2 separate regions of the Mus musculus genome follow, and region 1 is linked to region 2. A link is a loop called in an ENCODE intact Hi-C map of the cell type or tissue named here. Cell type or tissue: left cerebral cortex. All regions are shown on one strand.

Region 1 (2,500 bases), 76 kb before region 2:
ATCTTTTCTATATTAAGCACGCAGATTTGCCCTTTTGGAAGCCTATTTAAAACAAACAAACAAACAAACAAAAAGCTCACCACTTCAAAATCTTTCTACTGTATTTCTGACAAGGGTCAGGTTCCAAGTGTAGGTGCTTTGGGTTTAGCTATCTTAGGGTTTTAATGCTGTAAAGAGACACTTTTATAAAGAAAATGAATTAGGACTGGCTTACCGTTTCAGAGGTTTAGTCCATTGTCGTCATGGCAGGAGTCATGGCAGCATGCAGGCAGACATAGTGCTGGAGAAGGAGCCGAGAATTCTACATCTTTTAGATAGATAGATAGATAGATAGATAGATAGATAGATAGATAGATTTATTGTATGTACACAAGTACACCAGTAGAGGGCATCAGATCTGCTACAGATGGTTGTGAGCTACTATGTCGTTGCTGGGAATTGAACTCAGGTCCTCTGGAAAAGTAGACAGTTCTCTTAGTGAGCAATCTCTCCAGCTCCCGAGAGTTCTACATCTTGATCCACAGTCAGAAGTGAAGAGTGAGACATACTGGCCAGACTAGGGCTTTTGAGATCTCAAAGCCTGCCCTCAGTGACCCACGACCTCCAACAGGGTCACACCTACTCCAGCAAGGCCACACCTTCTATAATGCTACTCGGTATGGGTCAAGCATTCAAACACATGAGTCTGTAGAGGCCATTCCTACTCAAACCACCACAATAACAATGGTTTTATTTTGTTTGTTTGTTTGTTTGTTTGTTTGAGCAAACTATGTCCTAGGTTTTCCAGATTTTTTTTTTTTTTTTTTTTTTTTTTTTTTTTTTTTTTTTTTTTTTTTTTTGCTGATCTGAATGCTCAGTAGTTTTTAATCCCATGGTGCTTAGGGCTTCGACTGGCCTGACTTCTTAAACTAGGACAGTGCTGTCATGCCTCTGCTGCCCCCTGCTGGTCATAATTGGTAACTACCGCTCCAGGGAAAAGGCCTGACTTCTTGGTTCTAAAAATAATCCTGCAGGATGTGGGTAAAGTAAGTTGGTTTTGTAAATGTCTGTGGGACATCATTTTAACGGTGCTGTAGTCCCTGCAAAGACTAGCCACTACTCCATGTTTCCCAGAAGATTTTAGACTGGACGGAGGGGAAAACTTGGACCTAAAGTGGATCGAATGTCTTAGGGGAAAATGGTTCTTCTACATAAAGTCTGTCACCAACAAGCTCTGCACCTTTGTAGTCCCTAGGCTAAGAGCGTCCTGTTTTCTCATTAGAGGAAATGCTAGAGCATCGATAGCAGGAAGCGAAACGCTATTTGAAATCCTGATGAGCTGCTGCCGCTTCGGGGAGAGCCTTGACTATGCAAAGGCCAGACCCAGGAAATGAGAGATTATAGAAAGTTCATAGAAGAAAAATAGGAGTGAAGCTTGATGACTTTGGACAAGGCATGCGTTTCTTTGACATAACGCCAATAAATTAATTAATTAATAAAGTAACGAAGGGAGAGAAAAATGGAACTTCATTCTCATTTCAGGTTGGGGTGTCGATAGGTATTGTCAAGAAAATGTAAAAAACAAAAATCTAGGTGAGGAAAAAAAAAGGTTTTGCAAGTCATCAGCAAGGAAGTAGTGTTTCAGGCTGGAGAGATGGCTCAGTGGTAAAGAGCGCTGACTGCTCTTCCAAAGGTCCTGAGTTCCCATCACTCAGGAGGGAGAGGCAGGCAGATTTCTGAGTTTGAGGCCAGCCTGGTCTACAAAGTGAGTACCAGGACAGCCAGGGCTACACAGAGAAACCCTGTCTCAAAAAGAAAAACAAAAAAAGATTTATTTATTTATTATATATGAGTACACTGTAGCTGTCTTCAGTCACCCCAGAAGAGGGCATCAGATCTCATTACGGATGGTTGTGAGCCACCATGTGGTTGCTGGGAATTGAACTCAGGACCTCTGGAAGAACAGTCAGTGCTCTTAACTGCTGAGCCATCTCACCAGCCCGCTGATGCACGTTTCAAAAGATGCTCACATCATTTGTCAGAAAAATATCAATCAAAACTACAGTCAAAAGCTACTTTCGCACCTAATAAGGTTGTCAGTTTGAACGGACACAGCGTAACTACTGCAAGAAGCTGGAACACCCCTGCCCGGGTGACAGACTTGCACATGATACAATCAACTGGCAAACACTTTGACAGTTCCTCACACTGCAAAACACAGAGGAGTAAATGGAAGATTCATTTTCTCAGCAATCGAATTCTTTAGTATATGCCCAAGAGAATAGAAAACATATCCACACAAAAACCTATACATAAGTGATAATCATAATATTGCCAATGATACTGAAATGGCTAAAACAACCCAACCATTCATCAGCTGATGAGTGATATATCTGTGCAAGGAAATACTACTTTGCAAGAAGAAGAAGAAGAAGAAGAAGAAGAAGAAGAAGAAGAAGAAGAAGAAGAAGAAGAAGAAGAAGAAGAAGAAGAAACTGTCCATTCATGCTACAATATAGAC
Region 2 (2,500 bases):
AAGGAAGAAAGAAAGAAAGAAAGAAAGAAAGAAAGAAAGGAAAGAAAAGAAAGTAAGTTTGCTTTTTGTTTTTGAGATGGCGTCTCATGTTTCCCAAGCCAGCTAGGAACTCTCTACAAGGAGAGGATGCTCTTGAGCATCTGTCCTGCCTACTTCTACCTCTCAATGACTGGCACTACCACTGTCTGTTTTATTCCAAGCTAGGGAATCGAACATGCAGCTTCATACATCTATAGGTAAGCACTCTAGCAACTGAGCGGCATCTCAAAAAAGAAGTTATAATATTAAAAAAATCTGATGTAGGGGTTGTAGAGCCAGTAGCCATGCCCTGCATACGGTAATATTTGCATACTGCTGCGCACACTGCAAACCGAGTGAAGCGAGAATCTCTTCCCAGCACGGGATGCTTTCTTGACATCTGACATACCCAATCCCCTAACTTGATACAGCAGTACCCCACTGTCAGAGAGGGAAGGAGAGTGAGTGGCAGGTCCCCGGGTTTGCTGAGTCCCTCGCGGGGGAGGACCGGCAGGTCTGAGTCGCACTCACCCAGGCCCCGCCAGCCGAGCGGGCCATCGCAGCTGTCCAGGATCCCGCAAAGCTCTCCCAGCAGTGCGGGCGGCAGGTCGAAGAGCAGCAACTGTGGCGACAGCGCGCCACGGGCCCCGCACCGGCCGGCCATCGCGGAGTCCCGGGACCCCACGCAGAGAAGCAGGGAGGTCGCCGCTGTCACCGCCTTTCACAACCGCGGAAATTCAGCTCCACGACGGCTGCCCGGAGCTTGCAACACGCCGTCGCAGGGCGGGCCCCACGTGACGTAGGGAGCCGCTCCCCAGGGATGCGCCCTGCGAGACCTGGGCTGCCCTTGCTCCTAGCCGCTGTCCCGCGACCCTGCGCGCCGCACCCCAGGTCATCTTTGTTATGAACCGTTCTGTCCGTCCCCGTCTTGGGACATGACCCAGGAGACCAGCCAAGAAAATGAGGGCGGGGAACAGCGGCTGGAATCCGGGAAAGCCGCCACCCCTCTGCTGCTCTGGGACGGGCGGCCTCCTGGCCACGATGGATCTAAGAGGTTTGTGTTACATCTTTTAAAGTTTCTCTTTGTCCCGTCAGGAAAGAAATGCGTGCTCACCGAGAAACACGTTTTTGCCAAATAACTTTAAACGGAAGGAAACGTGTACACGCCGGGCGAAATGGACATAAAAAGAAAACCACAACAAACAGGCCAAACCTGGGCAAACAAACTGCTCATCCTTGCTGCAGAAGGCAACCCCTGCCGTCGTGCCGCTTGGTTTTACTACAGTCTCCCTTTCTTTCCTCGCAGTGCTTCAACGAGTTTGCAAAATGAAGTTTAGGAAACATTGGCTGGTGTGTTGAAATATTCTACCGTTTATGCTGTAATGACCACCGCAGGAACGGTACGGATACTACTGACAAAGGAGGTGGGAAAATGAAGTGGGAGATTTTATGATAACCAGGCACTGAAAAACAAACTCCTGTTTCAATCCCCTGAGCTTGTCTTTGGAATGGCGCCCCCTGGCGGTCAGCAGCAATGGTGCCTGGGCATTCAGTACCCACAGTGGCAAAGTTAGAACTGTTTGAGCAAAACTTCTTAAGTCTCCTCATTCTAAGGACTACGGTTTTATCAGGCTACACCCCAAAAAGGGTCTCTATGCCACCATGCTGAGCATCAGAGGGAGAGAAGATTGATACAGGGTTCTTTTTGACTTTCTAGACCAGACAAAAGCAACCTGAGACGTGTGCCTGCACAGGAAATCGCCATGTGTGGTTGTGTTAGCTTTCTGACAAAATGCCCCCACCGAGCAGCTTCAAAAGAAGAAGTTGTTTGGTACACAACCTCGGAACTTCAGTCCATGGTTGCTTGACCCCAATGTCTTTTGAGGTCTCTGAGAAGCCAAAGTGTCATAGCGTAAGTGATCCATGGCGGCAGGAAATGAGAGAGAGGGAGGGAGGAAGGGGGACAGGGCCAGGGTACCAAATTCCCTTCAAGGGATCTGATTTATTTGCACTAAGACCTATCTGGTTCCGGTTCAGTCGCCTATCAGCACTGTAGGCTGGCAAGCAAGCTTTTAGTATATGGGCAGTCAGAGGATGTTTAATATCCTCACTATAACAATAACAGTAACACTCAAAATGTTTGCATCACCAGGTCTTCTAATGCGGCATGAGGCAAGGAGAAAGAGATTGGGGGCAAGATACACCCTCCAAAGCCACGCCTCCAATGACATAATCCATCCGTGAAGTCAGTGTCTGTGAGCTGCTTACCTCTACACTACACTACACTACACTACACTACACTACACTACACTACACTACACCAGCTGGGAACCACGTGGCCAAGCGTGCACTCTCAGTGCTTCCTGTCCACGCCATAATAAACGTGTTTCTCATCTCTAGAGGTGAACCATCTAGACCCCTAGATAAGTCTCATCTTTTCTTAGCGGCTCTGGATCCTAAAACCCTTTCCTTCTAACAGAAG

What was found. Hi-C counts contacts between places; a loop is a spot of excess contacts. Peaks named below come from ENCODE experiments on the same cell type or tissue, not always from the same donor. Only the 100,000 strongest peaks of a DNase experiment are listed, where the experiment ranks them.
Region 1: it touches region 2 in a loop (2.2-fold over the local background); 10 of 42 quality-filtered maps call a loop at or near these places.

What each region holds. Positions count from the first base shown.
Region 1 is chr10:120,124,398-120,126,897 of GRCm38, forward strand. No RefSeq gene overlaps it. Among named protein-coding and RNA genes, the nearest start is that of Helb, 13 kb to the left of the region's middle. In left cerebral cortex, a CTCF peak has its summit at 950 (motif pointing left); a DNase peak (open chromatin) is centred at 947.
Region 2 is chr10:120,200,778-120,203,277 of GRCm38, forward strand. Irak3 (interleukin-1 receptor-associated kinase 3) reads right to left here and starts at 820. Exons shown (of 12, transcript NM_028679.4): 1 at 550-820. The coding sequence starts at 682. Gm38500 (predicted gene, 38500) reads left to right here and starts at 813. Exons shown (of 3, transcript NR_166661.1): 1 at 813-1,072; 2 at 1,325-1,418; 3 at 2,171-2,500. In left cerebral cortex, a CTCF peak has its summit at 1,545 (motif pointing left); DNase peaks (open chromatin) are centred at 786 and 1,529; H3K4me3 peaks cover 1,337 bases; H3K27ac peaks cover 178 bases.